Regions from separate parts of the Homo sapiens genome. Here region 2 is linked to region 1. Evidence: read pairs that join two places in POLR2A ChIA-PET (ENCODE). Cell type or tissue: OCI-LY7. All regions are shown on one strand. Links, peaks and the distances in the headings refer to the core of each region. The heading gives the core; the rest is flanking DNA.

The links. Peaks named below come from ENCODE experiments on the same cell type or tissue, not always from the same donor. Only the 100,000 strongest peaks of a DNase experiment are listed, where the experiment ranks them.
Region 2: POLR2A ChIA-PET joins it to region 1 with 5 read pairs; 6 of 35 experiments call an interaction of 5 or more read pairs at or near these places.

What each region holds. Positions count from the first base shown.
Region 1 is chr5:146,168,655-146,178,707 of GRCh38, reverse strand. LARS1 (leucyl-tRNA synthetase 1) reads left to right here. Exons shown (of 32, transcript NM_020117.11): 2 at 1,043-1,161; 3 at 5,934-6,021; 4 at 6,718-6,798. Among named protein-coding and RNA genes, the nearest start is that of LARS1, 9.0 kb to the left of the region's middle. RefSeq lists silencers at 976-1,176, 1,996-2,196, cis regulatory regions at 2,986, 7,603 and enhancers at 2,902-3,071, 7,519-7,688, 8,919-9,088. In OCI-LY7, for the core only: no CTCF peak of the experiment used is centred there; DNase peaks (open chromatin) are centred at 4,907 and 5,457; H3K4me3 peaks cover 1,117 bases; H3K27ac peaks cover 3,220 bases.
Region 2 is chr5:146,107,210-146,117,262 of GRCh38, reverse strand. It overlaps LARS1 (leucyl-tRNA synthetase 1), which reads left to right. Exons shown (of 32, transcript NM_020117.11): 32 at 2,952-4,229. The coding sequence ends at 3,157. Among named protein-coding and RNA genes, the nearest start is that of PLAC8L1, 6.7 kb to the right of the region's middle. RefSeq lists an enhancer at 1,422-1,591. In OCI-LY7, for the core only: no CTCF peak of the experiment used is centred there; a DNase peak (open chromatin) is centred at 5,592; H3K27ac peaks cover 1,227 bases.

The DNA of each region.
Region 1 (10,053 bases), core at 894-8,893:
AGGCTTATTATTTCTTAGAAAAGAAAATACCTTATACAATCACTGTTTTATGGAAACTTGAAAAGAGTCCAGGTATTTTTTTTTTTTTGGTGGGGGATGGAGTTTCGCTCTTGTTGCCCAGGCTGGAGTGCAATGGTGCAATCTTGGCTCACTGCAACTTCCACCTCCCAGGTTCAAGCGATTCTCCTGCCTCAGCCTCCCAAGTAGCTGGGATTACAGATGCGTGCCACCTTGCCTAGCTAATTTTTGTATTTTTAGTAGAGATGGGGTTTCACCACGTTGGCCAGGCTTGTCTCTAACTCCTGACCTCAGGTGATCCTCTCACCTCGGCCTCCCAAAGTGCTGGGATTACAGGCGTGAGCCACCGTGTCCAGCCTGTTTTATTTAAATTTCATATGAACAGTTCTTTAACAATTTTGGAGAGAAGTTCTCTATCAGTATCTTTGATATTCATGTATTTTAATTAAATAGAAACATTTGATGACAGTGTTACATTGTAGTATATAATTTTAAAAAAGCATATCAAAGCCTTTTACATATTTCAGTAATTGTTCAACCATTTCTTTGAGGTTTGAGGTACACAGGTCATGATAATCCTAATTTTTTTTTTCTGGCGGAGTCTTGCTGTGTCACCCAAGCTGGAGTGCAATGGCATGATCTCGGCTCACTGCAGCCTCCGCCTCCCTGGTTCAAGCGATTCTCCTGCCTCAGCCTCCTGAGTTGCTGAGATTACAGGTACCCGCCACCACGCCCAGCTAATTTTTGTATTTTAGTAGAGATGGGTTTCGCCCTGTTGGCCAGGCTGATCTCGAACTCCTGACCTCAAGCAATCCACCCGCCTCGGCCTCCCAAAGTGCTGGGATTACACGCATGAGCCACCGCGCCTGGCTGATAACCCTAATTTTTAATGTTCATTTAAATTTCAAGATAACCATGGAAAAATCAGTCTTTATCAGTGAGCAGCTCAGTTCTGTGAACCCAATTCTTTTTTAAAGCAAGCGTGCTGAAATACAGAGTGGATTATTCTCTTTGTGTCCAATAGGAAAGAAAAGGAACAGCCAAAGTGGACTTTTTGAAGAAGATTGAGAAAGAAATCCAACAGAAATGGGATACTGAGAGAGTGTTTGAGGTCAATGCATCTAATTTAGAGAAACAGACCAGGTGAGTAATAGTTTGTGAAGTTCTGCACATTGTATTTCTATATATATATATATATATATATATTTTTTTTTTTTTTTTTTTGAGACGGAGTCTTGCTCTGTCGCCCAGGCTGGAGTGCAGTGGCGCAATCTCGGCTCACTGCAAGCTCCGCCTCCCAGGTTCATGCCATTCTCCTGCCTCAGCCTCCCGAGCAGCTGGGACTACAGGCACCCACCACCATGCCCAGCTAATTTTTTGTATTTTTAGTAGAGATGATGTTTCACTGTGTTAGCCAGGGTGGTCTCGATCTTCTGACCTCGTGATCCACCCGCCTCGGCCTCCCAAAGTCCTGGGATTACAGGCGTGAGCCACCACGCCCGGCCCTGTGCATTGTATTTCTAAAACCGTTGGCTTTATAGTACAGAAACAGCTTGGTGGAACCCATAAGGTAGATTGTATTTATAATGCCTGAAACAGGGTGAAGGAGGTGACTTTCACTTTCTGCATATGAATTAGGATCTTTTTTCTTATGGGGTTTGTAAAGATTTTTTTTTCTAAATAAAGTTTGTTTTGTTTTGTTTTAAAGACTACAGTATTTTAAATATTTAGACAAAGAAGGATGTTTTGAGATTTTTTTCTTTGCTGACTGATAAAACGAAATTATTCTATTAGACTCATAGACGATTATTATCTCCAAAGACAGAAAATGTAAATTTTTATGTTTTTTCTTTACAAGTAAACCTAATGCTTATAGAAGTATAAATGTTGAAGATATTATTTCATAAATACTGCATTGCCTTGATACTAAAATAATACTGATTTAAAGACAAACGTAGATCATGACATGATATTTGGGAAAAACAAAAACAAAATAACTCCCCCAAACATTGCCTTAATAAATGTATGCATCAATTATAAGATATATCCCAGATTCATATATGTTGAGATGTAAGAAAATGTGCTTTTTCAGATTGAAGAAATACGGTTATAGTAACAACAATAATAGTAAGTTAACATTGAACACTTACTGTGTGCTAGCAAATGTGCTAGCAAATTTTTTTACATGTATACTCTCATTTAATCTTCTTTTTCTTTCTTTCTTTTTTTTTTTTTTTTTTTGAGACAGTCTTGCTCTGTCATCAGGCTGGAGTGCAGTGGCGCCATCTCGGCTCACTGCAACCCCCAACTCCCTGGTTAAAGCGATTCTCCTGCCTCAGCCTCCTTAGTAGCTGGGATTACAGGCATGTGCCACCACGCCCAGCTAATTTTTGTATTTTTAGTAGAGACGGGGTTTTACCATGTTGGCCAGGATGGTCTCGATTTCCTGACCTCGTGATCCGCCCACCTCAGCCTCCCAAAGTGCCGGGATTACAGGCATAAGCCACCGTGCCTAGCCTTTTTCTTTCTTTCTTTTTTTAGACAAAGTCTTGCTGTGTCATTCAAGCTGGAGTGCAGTGGCACAGTCATAGCTCACTGTAACTTCAAACTCCCGAGCTCAAGCAATCCTTCTTCCTCGGCCTTCTGAGTAGCTGGGACTACAGGCATGCGCCACCATGCCTGGCTAATTTGTTTTTTCTTAGAGACAGGGTCTTGCTATGTTGCCCAGGCTGGTCTCAAACTCCTGGCTTCAAGTGATCCTTCTGCCTTGGCCTCTCAAAGCTCTTAAGATTATAAGACATGAGCCATCACTCCTGGCCTCATTTTACCTTTTAATTTTTTTTGTTTTTGTTTTTTTTTTTTGAGACGGAGTCTTGCTCTGTCACCCAGGCTGGAGTGCAGTGGCGCAATCTCGGCTCACTGCAAGCTCCGCCTGCCGGGTTCACGCCATTCTCCTGCTTCAGCCTCCTGAGTAGCTGGAACTACAGGCGGCTGCCACCATGCCCGGCTAATTTTTTTGTATTTTTAGTAGAGATGGGGTTGCATTGTGGTCTCGATCTCCTGACCTCGTGATCTGCCTGCCTCGGCCTTCCAAAGTGCTGGGATTACAGGCGTGAGCCACTGCGCCCGGCCTTTTTTTTTTTTTTTTTGAGGTGGAGTCTTGCTCTGTTGCCTAGGCTGGGTGCAGTGGCATGATCTCGGCTCACTGCAACCTCTGCCTCCCGGGTTCAATGATTTTTCTGCCTCAGCCTCCCCAGTAGCTGGGATTACAGGTGCATGCCACCACGCCTGGCTAAGTTTTAATTTTTGTTTTTAATAGAGACGGGGTTTTGCCATGTTGGCCAGTCTGGTCTCAAACTCAAATGATCCGCCTGCCTCCGACTCCCAAAGTGCTGGGATTACACGCGTGAGCCACTGTGCCCGCCCATTATCTTTTTTTTTTTTTTAATTTGGAGACAGAGTCTGTGGTGTCAGATGGAGCGAGCCTCTGTCACCCAGGCTGGAGTGCAGTTGTGTGATCTCAGCTCACTGCAACCTCTGTCTCCTGGGCTCAGGTGATCCTCTCACCTCAGCCTCCTGAGTAGGTGGGACTGTAGGCGCACGCCACCACACCCAGGTAATTTTTCTATTTTTAGTAGAAATGGGGTCTTGTTATGTTGCTGAGGCTGGTCCCAACTCCTGGGCTCAAGTGATCTGCCCACCCCGGCCTCCCAAAGTGCCGGGATTATAGGCATGGGCCACTGCACCCAGCATTGAAAAAATTTCTTTTGTAGAAATGAAGTTTCACTGTCTTGCCCAGGCTAGTCTTGAACTCCTGGGCTCAAGTAATCCTCCCACTTTTGCCTCCCAAAGTGTTGGGATTACAGGTTTGAGCCACCATGCCTGGCCTTAATCTTCTCAATATACTTTAAGGTTAACAGCTTTTAAAATTTCTCTTTTACAGCTGAGGAAACTGAGGCACAGAGAGGCTAAGTAACCAGTTCAAGGTTACATCACTGGGAATTGACTGGGCCTGGGCTTGTTTTTAGGACTTTCTGATTCAAAAGTCTTTTTTCCTTGCTTATTAAGCTATATTCTAATGGATATATATATATATATATATGGATATATACATATATGGATATATATATATATGGATATATACATATATGGATATATATATATATATGGATATATATATATATATATGGATATATATATATATGGATATATATATATATATATGGATATATATATATATATTTGAGACAGAGTTTTGCTGTTGTTGCCCAGGCTGGAGTGCAATGGTGTGATCTCGGCTCACCGCAACCTCCGACTCCCGTGTTCAAGCGATTCTCCTGCCTCAGCCTCCCCTGTAGCTGGGATTACAGGCATGCGCCACCACGCACAGCTAATTTTGTAGTTTTACTAGAGACGGGTTTTCTCCACGTTAGGCTAGTCTTGAAATCCCAACCTCAGGTGATCCGCCCGCCTCCGCCTCCCAAAGTGCTGGGATTAGAGGTGTGAGCCACCAGGCCCCAGCCTTTTTTTTTTTTTTTTTTTTTTAAGAGAAAAAGAAATTGCTGTAATATAGTCTCTGGTGTTATACTTGAAGCTATAATTTGAAGCTTCTATTTTCTTCTAGAGGTTTGGTTAACTTTAAGGTAATTTAAAATAATTACAAGTGAACTGAAAAAGCTGCTTTGTTTAGTGAAAGAGAATTAACTATAGGTGTATGCAGTAAGACTGAAGAAAGTAATATAATGTCAAGTGAAGAAGGCAAATTGCAGAAGTCTATATGAAGTATGCCTTTTTTTTGTATGAAACTCACAAGTGAGCGAAACTAAATGATAAATAGTTTAAGGGTGCTGCCAAGTGTGCAAACTATTCAAAAACAAGGGAACGGTAAAAGCAAATTTCAGAATGTCGGTTATCTCTTGTGGGACAGTAGAGAGGAAACAGGTAGTTTCAGTGGATTCATAAGTCAGATGGTGTGTTTACAAGTGTTCATTTTATTATGCTTCATAACACAGTATGTATGTTAGATATTCTTCATAAGAAAAAAGAATACAGACCAAGCATGGTGGCTCATGAGCTCATGCTCATGGTGGTTCTTATATTGAGAACCCTGTCTTTACAAAAACAACTAAAAAATTAAAAAAAAAAAAAAAGCTTTAAAGGATGCGTTTAAAGTGAATCTACCACATATCAAGTAATATTGAGGATGTTTTATATTACCTGAGGGACTTTGAATTGCTTTATATATATATCTAGTATCTAGTGAAAACAAATCTCATTTATTCAGTAAAATATTAAATTAGCCTAGGTTCATAAGGGTATTAAAGAATTTTTTTTTTTTTGAGATGGAGTCTCATTTTCGCCCAGGCTGGAGTGCAGTGGCATGATCTCAGCTCATTGCAACCTCTGCCTCTCAGGTTCAATGATCAGGCGATTCTTGATTCTCATGCTTAACCACTAGAGTAGCTGGGATTATCAGCGCACGCCATCACGCCCGGCTAGTTTTTAGTAGAGACAGGGTTTCACCATGTTGCCCAGGCTGGTCTCGAACTCCTGGCCTCAAGCAGTCCACCAGCCTTGGCCTCCCAAAGTGTTGGGATTACAGGTGTGAGCCACCACGCCTGACCTAGTATATTATCTTTACTCAAGTATTTTAGCTCAAATTAAACCTCTAGTATTTGTTACAAGGCTATTTAATTCTTAATAGCAACCTATCAATGTCTTATTTCTTGTAAATCTAAAGTAATTTTCAATTTTAGAGAGTTTTAAATTTGTAGATTTATAAATTTACTTTTAAATATTTTTTAAATAACCTTAAGTTATTTATATCAAGCATTTCCTTCACCCCACTTCCTTATTGTAAAAGGAACTTAACATTTATTCTTCTGTACTTTCTTTTTTATACTGTTGTTTTGCAGCAAGGGCAAGTATTTTGTAACCTTCCCATATCCATATATGAATGGACGCCTTCATTTGGGACACACGTTTTCTTTATCCAAATGTGAGGTAATGTTTCCCTATGTTTGCTATAATGGGGAGGAAGGTTTTTAACGAATATTGTTTTGAAGAAAATGGCAGCTATAGAATTTATTATTTCCTGTTAAGAGAACTTAAAATTCCTTAAAGCATAATTTTTTATATTTAAGTAATTTATTTTTATTTTTATTTATTTATTTTTGAGATGGAGTCTTGCTTTGTCACCAGGCTGGAGTGCAGTGGTGTGATCTCAGCTCACTGCAACCTCTGCCTCCTGGGTTCAAGTGATTCTTCTGCCTCAGCCTCCCGAGTAGCTGGGACTACAGGCACGCACCACCACGCCCAGCTAATTTTTGTATTTTTAGTAGACACGGGATTTCACCATATTGGCCAGGATGGTCTCAAACTCTTGACCTTGTGATCCACCAGCCTCGGCCTCTGAAAGTGCTGGGATTATAGGCATGAGCCACCGTGCCTGGCCCATTTAAGTAATTTAATTTTTATATTTAATTTTTATGTGCCATATGTGTATGTGTGCAAGGGTCTGGGCATGTATGCATATTCAAAAGTAATTCCTAGGTTGGTGAGTTTTGGGATGCCTAAAATCTAACTGGCATTCCAAAGGAGGATGTAAAGAAGAAAACTAATTTTTTTGTGTGAAAAGTTCACATTTTGTATTTGTCTGGCATTTAAATTTGCAATTTAAATTTAATTTTATTTCTGTAGTTTGCTGTAGGGTACCAGCGATTGAAAGGAAAATGTTGTCTGTTTCCCTTTGGCCTGCACTGTACTGGAATGCCTATTAAGGTAAGATCGCTAATAGGATTGGTTTCTACTCTTTTTAGTTGGAGCAAATAGTAATACCCAATTCAAGAGCTTAAAAGGATTTTTAAGTATTGCTGCATTAAAGTATGAAATGAGTTGAATTTATTATAGTGAAAATTAATTTAAAAATAAACAACATGTGAAGAAGTGCTTAAATAAAGGGCATCCATTATGGTCTAAGTGATTACTAAGTGATTTTAATGTCTTTTGGTTACCTTGTGTATTTATGTCTGTATTACAGTTAGGTAATAACTGATTCTGTTTTACTAAAAAGAAAAATGTACAGCCATTGTGCACTTATGACATATGTAAGATGCCGGCATAAAATAATAAACAGTTGTATTGTATTTTGATCATTTTTGCAAATATCTTCATTTGTCATAAGTTTGTATTAGAAATAATTCTCAATGAAGAATAGGAAAGAAAACTAGAGTTGAAAGGATTCCTTTATATAATAGGATTAGGAAATTTAAATCCTATTTCTTTTTATTCTCCAACATTTTATTTTATTTTACTTTATTTTATTTTTTTTTTGAGACGGAGTTTTGCTTTTGTCGTCCAGGCTGCAGTGCAATGGTGTGATCTTGGCTAACTGCAACCTCCTTCTCCTGGGTTCAAGCGATTCTCCTGCCTCAACCTCCCGAGTAGCTGGGATTACAGGCACCCGCCACCACACCTGGCTAATTTTTGTATTTTTAGTAGAGACGAGGTTTCCCCGTGTTGGCTAGGCTGTTCTGGAACTCCTGACCTCAGTTGATCCACCCACCTCGGCCTTCCAAAGTGCTGGGATTACAAGCGTGAGCCACCATGCCCGGCCTTCTGCAACCTTTTATTTTAAAGAATGTCAATCCTACAGAAAAAGTGGAATGGTAGTACAATGAACACCCTCCACCCTTCACCTGTAGTTACAAAGTCTTAACGTTTGCCATATTTGTTTTAGTTCTGTCTCTTAGCACACATGCATGCATGCGTGCTTTTCTCTTTCTTTTTCTTCTTTTTTTTTTTTCTGAGTTGGAGTCTTGCTCTGTCACCCAGGCTGGAGTGCAGTGTTGTACTTTTAGTACAGATGGGGTTTCACCATGTTGGCCAGGCTGGTTTCAAACTCCTGACCTCAGGTAATCTGCCCACCTCGGCCTCCCAAAGTGCTGGGATTACAGGCATGAGCCACCACGCCTAGCCCTTCTCTCTCTCTTTTTCTGTGAACTTTTTGAAAGAAAGTTGCAGATATCATGACGTGTCATTGCTAAATACTTCAGCATGTATTCTAAGAACAAGGGCATTCTTCTACATTATCAGAGTCCTGTTATCCCCTCCAAGAAATTCAACATTGATGTTATATTATCGTCTTCATCTAATCTGTAGTCAAATTTCTGTAGACTCAAAATGTCCTTTCCATCTGTTTTTCCCCCCTTTTTTTTTTTTGAGACGGAATCTTGCTCTGTCACTCAGTCTGGAGTGCAGTGGTGAGATCTTGGCTTGCTGCAACATCTGCCTCCCAAGTTCAAGTGATTCTCTTGCCTCAGCCTCCTGAATATCTGGGATTACAGGTGCCTGCTACCATGCCTGGCTAATGTTTTTTGTATTTTTAGTGTAAACAGGGTTTCACCATGTTGGGCAGGCTGGTCTCGAACTCCTGACCTTAGGTGATCCGCCTGCCTTGGCTTCCCACAGTGCTGAGATTACAGGCTTGACCCACTATGCCCTGCTGTTTTTCACTTTTTATTTTGTGGAGCACACATTGCATGTAATTATCCATTCTTTTCACTGTCTTTTAGTTGTTTGTCGTGATATTGATGTTTTTGAAGTCTAAGCTAGTTATTTTGTAGAATGTCCTATGATATGAGTTTTCTGATTGTTTTTTCATGATTAGGGTTGGGCTAAATATTTTGACAAGAATACTTCATTGTTGAGGTATTAACTTACCATTGTATCACCTCAAAAGCATATAAAATGGTAATTTGTCCCATTTAGTGAAATTAAGTTAATCCTGCCAGGTTTCCTCATTCTAAAGGTGACTTTTCCTCCTATAAAATTAAAAAGTAAGGCCAGACACGGTGGCTCACGCCTGTAATCCCAGCACTTTGGGAGGCCGAGGCAGGAGGATCACATGAGGTCAGGAGTTCAAAACCAGCCTGGCCAACGTGGTGAAACCCCATCTCTACTAAAAATACAAAAATTAGCCGGGCGTGGTGGCAGGTGCCTGTAATTCCAGCTACTTCGGAGGCTATGTCAGGAGAATCGCTTGAACCCGGGAAGTAGAGGTTGCAGTGAGCCGAAACTGCGCCATTGCACTCCAGCCTGGGCAACAAGAGTAAAATTCCATCTCAAAAAAAAAAAAGAAAGAAATTAAAAAGTAATCTATAGGATAACACTTTGAGAGCCTCTGAATGTCCTGTTACTCAATAACCCTGGTTTTATCATCCTTTAATCATCCTTGCCTGTTTTTATTATTCTATTAGTGGTTGAAATTCTTCTGAATAGAAGAGCCTTTTCCATTTAAAAAATTTTTACTTCTGTATTTCTTATTTTTCTCATAACTTTAACAGTGTTTACTTGGTGTCATCTTTGTTTTTGACAGTGGACTCATTGTGGTATAATTGATAAGAGCTAGAGTGGAAAGTCCAAGGTTAAGTCTGTAACTTTGCTAGCTGTATGACCTTGGGTAAATCACTTCATCTCTGTTTGTTTTCTGACTTAAAGCCTATCCTATCTACTTGGTAGGCTTGTGATGATAACTAATAGAGTATATGTGACAGTAATCTATCTTTCTTTCTTTCTTTCTTTCTTGCTGGTGGGATTTTATTTTTGTTTTTATTTATTTTTTATTATTATACTTTAAGTTCTGGGGTACATGTGCACAATGTGCAGCTTTGTTACATGTGTATACATGTGCCATATTGGTGTGCTGCACCCATTAACTCGTCATTTACATTAGGTATATCTCCTAATGCTATCCCTCCCCCCTCCTGACAGTAATCTTTAAATTGAGAAACAATGTTATTAATGTTATCCAAAATGATAACACATTATGTTTCCTACATCTTTATATATCTAATATATATGGTATATAGTATACTATATTGAATATTCTGGGTGTTGAATAAATGTTTTTGAGTAAATTAGGTAAAATACTACTTTATAAATTAGTGAATTTTGAGGTACATGATTTATACCTTTTTTTAATTTAATTTTATTTTTTTGAGACATGGGACTCATTCTTGCTTTGTTGCCCAGGCT
Region 2 (10,053 bases), core at 697-8,696, 61 kb after region 1:
ATTATGTTAAATCTACCTCTGTTTTAAATGTACTCAAATATAGCACTGACTAGGTTCTGCAGAATTGTACTGAAATGTATTTCCTATTTCTTGTCTTTTCTCATTGAGCCTTTGGCATAATTCTTATCTCCTTTGTCATACTAGCTGTGAAAAATATTATCTAAAGTGTCTTAAGTTTGATGTTAGTAGCTGTTGTAAATTTTAGAAAATAGAAACATTAGAGAGAGTTTGAAATTGCTATTCCTATAAGTATCTGCAGAAGAGATCTAACCTTGATACTTTACCAAAAGCCCTCAGGATGCCTTGATATCTAAAAGGCCTGAGTATATTCAGTATATGAGATGGAAGAGGAGTTAAATTCAGTAACATAGTTATTGGTCTGTTTGCTGCAATAGACAGCAAATTGTCCAATTAGTGCCAGTTGTATTGAGGGTAATTATGATCTGGGTCCGGGAGGAACTGAACTAAAACTATCATTTCATTCCACAAAGGCCACTGAGTAAACTATCTGATGGTAATAAATTTGAATCACTCACAACCCATGCCATATGTGAACTAACAACTTGGAAGTGAAAGCCTTCATTTCTCGTTATCAGTCCCTAGGGACTTAGAATCACTCTCATCTTTTCTCTAAGAGCCTTAAATCTTATGTAGTTGCAGGCTTAAATTTCAACAGTTTCAATGATAAGAGAAGTCTGGGATAAAAGACAGTTAAACCAGTAAGAAAGCTCTACGAATCTATGGACAGTAATGAACTACATGGTGAAACATCAAAGCAAATATGTTTTGTCACTTAGAAGCCTGATTGAGTATTAAGGTTTCTTTGAACTAGTTTGATTCAGAATTGCTTGGAATGATGAGGGAGGTCTGTTTTAGACAGAGAGAAAGAGTGTGTGTGTATGAGAGAGAAAGAGGCAGAGGCAGATCCGCAGTAAAAGGCCTTATGCATAAAATCTGCTGGCAGAACTTGTCACTGCATCTATAGCAAAATATTTGGTACCACTGATGTGTACGTTGAATTGCAATAGCTGTTAAAATTAATTGTATTCTTCCCCAAAATAAGATCGTGGCTGTCATGAAGATTGCGCCTGCTCTCTTCCCATTTTAATTTTCAGGGCTCGTACTGTGTCTGGGAATAGATTGTATGGTCCCTGCAGAAACTCTCCAAAGACTCTTAGACAGGGTTTGCTTTTGTGGTAGTCGCAGGTAATTGTTCTATAAGCCCCTTCTCTAAACTTCGGTCTTTGTTTCCCGAAGAGGACAGAATGCATGGATAACTTGTATTCTTGGTTGGCATGGCCGCCAGCTGCATTAAAGTCTTCTTTTATCTCTTATCCCTCTTATACTAAGCTTTGTACTCTCAAGTCAACATGAGGGAGGGTAGCTCAGGTGTGTTTCAGAAAGAAATGGGAAGTAATTCAGAAAATATCTTCTATTTCTATGGATCAGGTTAAGGATAACTAGCCATGCTACACTTCGAATGAGATATAAACCCAGAATCAGCATTTGTAGTCATTTCTGGTGTTTTTCTGCCATATAAAATAAAACCATTTGATGTTGGGAAGTCTCAGAATTGCTGAAATAAATATACTTCTTTTGGGCTCAGTTGTTGGCAGGATTGTTGACTTACAAAGTTGTTCAAGAGACAGGTGCTTTTTTTTTTTTTTTTTTTTTTTTTTTTGGTCAGGCGCTATTTTTTCAGCTTGCATAAGAGCAGATTAGGAAAATCTCAAGCAGGGTGGGTATTAGACCTCATCCTACAGCTAAAAATTCTGAAAGCTTAAATTTCTGTCCTTTCTCTGCCTTGTCCCCGCTCTCCTTGTCTCATCAACTTGTTAATACAAATACTTTCATCTTTTGAGCAAATGAGAAACTGGTAATGCCATTTCTTAGAGTAGTCATTATTTATCCAAAAGTATCTCTGAGAAAAGCTACAATTCTTGCAAGTTTAGTGTATTCCAGGGAGCTCAAGAAAGGGGTAAGTTTTAGATTTTTCGATATTCTGTACAATGGTTAATTGAAGCATATAAAAATGATTTGAGAGACCATATAGGATAATGCTAAAAAATACACACAATTCTTTCTCTCTCTTAGTTTGTAATTCCAGGAGATGTCAGAATCTCTGACACTTTGAGCTGGGTAAAAGCTGAAAGGGGATGAAGATTTGCTACATTTTAGCTTTGCTCCTGGGATTGTTTTTTTTTTTTTTTTTTTTTCCCCCCGACAGAATCTTGCTCTGTTGCCAGGCTGGAGTGCAGTGGCGCGATCTTGGCTCACCGCAACCTCTGTCTCCTGGGTTCAAGCAATTCCACTGCCTCAGCCTCCCTACTAGCTGGGACTACAGGCATGCACCACCATGCCCGGCTAATTTTTTGTATTTTAGTAGAGATGGGGTTTCACCATGTTGGTCAGGATGGTCTCGATCTCCGGACCTCGCGATCTGCCCACCTCAGCCTCCCAAAGTGCTGGGATTAAAGGCATGAGCCACCATGCCCGGCCACTGCTTTTTTTGTTTGTTTGTTTGTTTGAGATAGAGTCTCACTTTGTTGCCCAGGCTGGCATGCAATGGTGCGATCTTGGCACACTGCAACCTCTGCCTTCCAGGTTCAAGCGATTTTCCTGTGTCAGCCTCCCAAGTAGCTGGGATCACAGGCGCCCATCACCAGGCCCAGCTAATTTTTTTGTGTTTTTAGTAGAGATGGTGTTTTGCCATGTTGGTCAGGCTAGTCTCGAACTCCTGTCCTCAAGTGATTCACCCGCCTCAGCCTTCCAAAGTGCTGGGATTACAGGTGTGAGCCACCGCACCCAGCGTGGCTTTTATTTAATAATCTGAAGAAAATATTTTTGTTTAGATATAACAACCAGCGTATTTAAAACGTGAGTTCTCAGACTGCTCCAGGGTTTGAGTGACTGTAATTAAATGCTTATATTGATAATTTATTTTGTTGTAGACCTTTCCAAAGTGAAACTGATGAGATTTGATGATCCACTGTTGGGGCCTCGACGAGTTCCTGTCCTGGGAAAGGAGTACACCGAGAAGACCCCCATTTCTGAGCATGCTGTTTTCAATGTGGACCTCATGAGCAAGAAAATTCATCTGACTGAGAATGGGATAAGGGTGGATATTGGCGATACAATAATCTATCTGGTTCATTAAACTCATGCACATTGGAGATTTATCCTGGTTTCTTAGGAATACTACTACTCTGATTGTGTCTACTGATTGGCTATCAGAACCTTAGGCTGGACCTAAATAGATTGATTTCATTTCTAACCATCCAATTCTGCATGTATTCATAATTCTATCAAGTCATCTTTGATTCCTGGACCTAATAAATTTTTTTTCCCTTTCTTTGGGTGTCCAAGAGAAATGGTTTTTGCCAAACTCTTTTTAAAAAACAAATTGTTGCTATTTCCTAGAAGTTTCTGGTTTTTAAGATGAACATAAAAGTGTCAGTATGCTTCTTTTATGAGGTGTACTTTATACTTTGATGAAGGCTAAGGTGTACCTAACAGCTTTTTATAGTATATTCATTTATGGAGTTAGCTGTATTTTTTTTTAAAAAAGAAAAGTAGTAAATTAGCAGCTTTTTTTTTTAAATGAAGAGAACTTCATGATGATTTAAAAGAACTAATGAGAATATTTTGACTTGACTTCAATTACTAAGTATTTTGTATAAAGAACAAATAGGTCCTGCATTTTATAAGACTTTTTAAAGCTTTAATTATTCAACTAAGAACCAATAATGGCTTCTTCAAGGCTAATATCAATAGTTTATAAGCAGTATATTTCACCTACACTAAATATGGGCATTTTAAAAGAAGATTCCCCCCTTCCCCCCCAGAAATCTGCATTTACTAAATTTGTCTTAAGTCCAATTGTGTTTAAAGGTCATGCTGGTCGGGTGTGGTGGCTCACACCTATAATCCCAGCACTTTGGGAGGCCAAGGTGGGCAGTCACCTGAGGTCAGGAGTTTGAGACCAGCCTGACCAACATGGTGAAACCCCGTCTCTACTAAAAATACAAAAATTAGCTTGGCATGGTGGCGGGTACCTGTAATCCCAGCTGCTTGGGAGTGTGAGGCAGGAGAATCGCTTGAACCTGGGAGACCGAGGTTGCAGTGAGCTGAAACCGTGCCATTGCACTCCAGCTTAGGCAACAAGAGTGAAACTCTGTCTCAATCAATCCATCAATCAATCAATAAAATAGAGGTCATGCTGACTATTACAGATTTATTCTTTTATTCTTGTTGGAGTGTCTTTTAATATCTGCGCCATCTGTCTTCATATGAGGAAAAAATGTAAGGCATTGACTAACAGGAGAAACATTTCTAATTTTGATGGGTTTAATATGGAGAAAGAACAATTTTGATAACCCAGAGGAACCTGAATTCTAACTGCGGTTATGTAAATAGAGTTTATTGAGCTTCCTTATTTTGCTCTCCGCAGTTAGGGACCACTAGGCCTAGTCATATGGTTTATCACAGATTTATTGAAGCCAATCATAGGATGTTAGAATTAGAAATCATCAAGTGCAAATAATCACTTATCTACTAGGGACAGGCACTATAGCATAGTGGGGTAAGAGCGCATGCTCTGAAATCAGACTAGCTAGGTTAGATTTCCAGTTCTTCTTTTTGCTACTAGGATGCTCTTGGCCAATTACTCGGAGCTGCAGTTCTTCATCTATAAAATGGAACTAATACTGGTACCTTGTAGGCTTATTGTGAGACGTTTAGGTGAACTGATCTAGGAAAATCATAACACAGTGCCTGGCAAGTAGTAAGTCTTTAGTGAATGTTACCATTGAAGAAGAAGAAGATGATGGATACCAAGGTATATTGGCTTCAGATTACTGTAGTCTGTAATCATGTCCTTTGTGTTGGTTCCTTTGGGGCAACTGATTCTTTCTTTGCACTCCTCTAGATTCTTTTGCTGTCCTCTCTGATCTGCAAAGCCTTAATTATTTCTGAAATTAAGTAATACTTTCTGTTGCCTAAACACAAACCTACTTGTGTTTAACTTAGGAAAATTAAACTATGTGTGCTTGGCCAGAAAAAAAAAAAGAGAGAGAAAGGAAAATAATATTGTGATTGTGTTCATCTTATGAACCTGTACTGTTTTGGATTAGGTGTGAGTTGAGATTCATGGATCCTTTGTTTTTTCAGTCTTGATTTCTGTGTGTCTCTCTTAGAATAAGCTTCTTGCTGTGCTGAATATGCTTCTTATGTGTAGAGATACAAATGTTTTGTATAAGGAGTCGTCTGAGCATAAGCCCATTACTTCATCTGGTACTCAACAGAAGAACCAGCAGTTAGTTGAAATGCTGAAGGAAAAACAGGCTACACTGGGCTTATTCTATTATTAACAATAATATAATTGGGTGCATAATAATAATGTTATATATAACTTATGTTAGTGCCTTCCTAGAGGATTTTAACTCTTTTTAAGTTTTGAAATACAATGCACATACACAAAAAGTGAGCAAAAAATATACACACACAAAAAATGAACTTCCTTTCTCTCCCCACCTCCAAAAAAAGAATTTATTAATAAAGCAAACACCTGCACAGTCACCAAACAGTTGAAGAATGGCACAGTGCCAGCACCACAGAGGTCTGCCTTTTGCCTTCTCTGGTCGCTAGAGATAAGCTTTCTGGCCCAGTATATGTCAGTTTTTATAAATGTTGCATTTGAGCTTGAAAAAAATATATATTCTGTAAATGCAAAAGTACTGTATGTGTCCATTAGGTCAGAGTTGTGGATTGAATTGTTCAAACCTATATCCTTACTGTTTTCTCTCTTTCTGTTTTTGAGAGGTATACCAAAATCTCTCATGACAATGAAATTTACCTGTATCTTGTTATAATTCTGACAGTTTTTGTTTTATATATTTTGAGGCTGTTTTGTTAGGTACATATAAATTCAGATTATATTCCTTCTGGTAAGTTGAACTTTTTCTAGTTAGAAAGTGTTTCTTTTTTGCCCAGGCTGGAGTGCAGTGGCACGATCTCGGCTCGTTGCAACCTCTGCCTCCCAGGTTCAAGCGATTCTCCTGCCTCAGCCTCCCGAGTAGCTGGGATTACAGGCACTTGCTACCACGCCCGGCTAATTTTTGTATTTTTTTTCTTTTTCTTTATTATTATTATTATTATTATTATACTTTAAGTTTTAGGGTACATGTGCACAATGTGCAGGTTAGTATACATGTGCCATGCTGGTGTGCTGCACCCACTAACTTGTCATTTAGCATTAGGTATATCTCCTAATGCTATCCCTCCCCCGTCCCCCCACAATTTTTGTATTTTTAGTAGAGACAGGGTTTCACCATTTTGGCCAGGCTGGTCTCGAACTCCTGACCTCGTGATCCACCTGCCTTGGCCTCCCAAGGTGCTGGGATTATAGGCGTGAGCCACTGCACCCGGCCATTTCTCTTTATTTTTAATTAATTTATTTTTTGCCTAGAGACCACTTTGCCTAACAATATAGTAACACCAGTTATCTTTTGGTTAACGTCCATGCAGACTATCTTTTCCATTCATTTACTTTTAACCTTCAGTAGTTTTATTTTCTTTTAACACTTCATTTCGAGAAATTTTAAGCCTACAGAAAAGTGGAAAGAATTGGCCAGTAAACATCCATGCGCTTGTCACCTAGATTTGCCAATTGTTAATATTGTGTCACGTTTACTTTATCTCTCTAAGTATCTATTTTTAAAATAAACTTTTAATTTTGGAATAGTTTTGGACTTACATAAAAGTTGCATCTTTAATATGGAGAGATCCTGTACATCTTTTACACAGTTTCTCCTGTTAACATCTTACTTAACCTTGGTTTAGTTGTTAAAACTAAGTAATTAACATGAGTACATTATGATTAACTAAATTGTATACTTTGTTTGGATTTCACCAATTTTTCTATTAATTTTTTTTACTATTATGGGATCCTATCCAGGATAACACATTGTATTTAGAAAATATTTTTTAAAAATTCAGAACCATTTGACAGTAAGTTACAGACACCATGACACTTCATCTTCCCATAGGTTATCACGCAACTCCTAAGAACTTGGACATTCTCCTATATAATCACAGTGTTGTTATTATGCCCAAGAAATTTAACATGATACAATAATATTAGGTAATAAGCTTTTCTAGTAAAACTTCCCCAATGTCTCATCAATAATGTGTTCTTTGAAAAACTCTCAGGATTCAAAGATCAAGTATTACATTTTGTGGTTAGGTCTGTTAATCTCCTTTAAACTAGGGTAGTTTCTCTGTTCTTTTTTTGATCTTTCATGACAGTAACATCTTTGAAGACATCAAGCTGGTCGTTAGCATGATGCTTACAATCTGGATTTCTGTATTTTCTCATGGTTGTAATCAGATTTAAAATTCTTGGCAAGATTACTACATAGGTGATGTTTCCCACTGGATCATGTCAGGATTAATGTATTGTGGATTTGATTAGCATCATATTTCTCGGTTGAAAAGCTACTCTTCCTTTTTGTAATTAAGTAGTCTGTGAGCTGATACTTTGAGGCTTATATGAATATCCTGCTGTTATGATCTGAGTGTTCATGTCCCCCCAGAATTTATATGTTGAAACTTAATCTTCACGGTGTTGGTATTAAGAGGTGGGGCCTGTAGGAGGTGATTAGGTCATGAGGGTGGCTTCCTCATGAATGGGATTAGTGCTCTTACAAAAGAGGCTTGAGGGAGTCCTGTTGCCTTTATGCCATGTGTGGACACACAAGGCACCAGCTATAAGGAATGGGCCCTCACCAGAAGTTGAATATGCTGGTGCCTTCCTCTTGGACTTCCTAGCCTCCAAAACTAGCAATACATTTCTGTTGTTTATAAATTACCCAATTTAAGGTATTTTGTTAGAGCAGCCTGAAGGGACTAAGACATTTGTTTATCAGCTAACTTTCATGAAGTGGTAGCATTCATGGATAAGCTGTCAGTTATTGCATTGATGGTTGTAATATGGTGAGTTCTTAAAAATGATAAAATTATTATTTCTTTTACATTTATTAGATATTATTCTTTTGTGAAGAAGATGTTTCCTTTTTGCTGCCAATTTTTTTTCTTTTCTTTTTCTTTCTTTCTTTTTTTTTTTTGAGACAGGGTCTGGCTCTGTTGCCCAGGCTGGAGTGCAGTGGTGCAGCGTCAGCACATTGCAACCTCTGCCTTCTAGGTTCAAGCCATCCTCCCTCCTCAGCCTTCCTAGTAGCTGGGACCACAGGTGTGTGCCACCGTGCCTGGCTAAGTTTTTTGCATTTTTCATAGAAATGGGGTTTCACCATGTTGCCCAGGCTGATCTTGAACTCCTGAGCTCAGGTGATCCACCTGCCTGAGCCTCCCAAAGTGCTGGGATTATAGGTGTGAACCACTGTGTCTGGCCCCAGTGTTCTTCTTTCATCATTCTTTTAAAATCACTGTGGACTGATGGATTTCTTTTTTTCATATGTGCTATAATCTATTACCATCATTATTCTTTGAACGCTCAAATTCTGAGTTAACCAGTGGAAGCCCCATTCAAGCTGGCTGCAGTACAATATTTGTCCTTTTTATAACTCCACATTAATTTTGGGGCATTTCTTTGTATAATGGCATAAGAAGTTCCCAACTTGCCTTGTGTTTTCTGTTTCAGAACTAGAAATCAGTCTTTTCTCCAGAGAGCTTTGCTTCATTTTAATGGAGAGTGTTATTAAGAAACCAAGATCCAGGCGCTACTAGGACATTGTTTTTCAGGCCCTTCCAATAGACAGAACTAAGAAATACATACAGTAGTGTTTTTTAAAATCATAATTTTATCTAATACCACTGAATTCTCTCTCATCTTTTCCCCTTTGCAATTGTATTTCCCTTCTCACACAGTGAGAACTCTGGTTCTCAAGAACCTCAATATATTTAGTCATTTAGTCTATTAAAAATTTCAGAATTGCCAATCCAATTCTGTTAGCAATAAATAAGTACAGTATTTGGTTTTGTTTGTTTTGCAATTCTTTGTGTCCTTAGAACATATTTCTCTAAGGGATATAGTCAGAGCACTATTTAAATATTTCCTGAATTCTTTTTTGTATGTGGTTGCTTGCTTTTTTTTTTTTTTTTTTTGATGACAGAGTCTCACTCTGTGGTCCAGGCTAGAGTGTAGTGATGCAATCAGAGCTCACTGCAGCCTTGATCTCCCGGGCTTAAGTGATCCTCCTGCCTCAGCTTCCCAAGTAGCTGGAACTGCAGGCATGCACCACCATGCCTGGCTGGTTTTTTTCTTTAATCAAGAAATGTTTCTTGGATTCTTTCTTGTATGTGCTTTTAATATAAAATTAAAGCCATTCATTTCTCTTTATATTCAGTTTTATGGTTTGCTTTTTCTTTTTATCTGATTTTTGAATAAGTAAAAATACATGATTCAGCCAGATGTGGTGGCTTGTGCTTGTAATCCCAGCCCCTTGGGAGGCTGGAGTGGGAGAGTTCAAGACCAGCCTGGGCAATATAGTGAGACCCTGTCTCTAAAAAAAAAATTTTTTTTTTCAAATTAGCCAGTTGTAGTGGTTCATACCTGTAGTCCCAGTTACTTGGGAGGCTGAGGCAGGTGGATCACTTGAGTCTAGGAGTTCAAGACTGCAGTGAGCTGTGATCATGCTCTTTAAAAAGAAAAAAATCTGCCAGGTGTGGTGGCTCACGCCTGTAATCCCAGCACTTTTGGAGGCCAAGGCAGGTGGATCACAAGGTCAGGAGATCAAGACCATCCTGGCTAACATGGTGAAACCCCATCTCTACTAAAAATACAAAAGAAATTAGCCGGGCGTGGTGGCGGGTGTCTATAGTCCCAGCTACTCGGGAGGCTGAGGCAGGAGAATGGTGTGAACCCGGGAGGCGGAGCTTGCAGTGAGCCGAGATCGCACCACTGCACTCCAGCCTGGGCGACAGAGCGAGACTCCATCACAAAAAAAAAAAAAAAAAAAAGAAAAAATCTTTTTTTCTCTTCCTTTTTCTTCCCTCCTTCCTCTTTTGCCCCTCTTCTTTCCTTGCTCATGTAATACT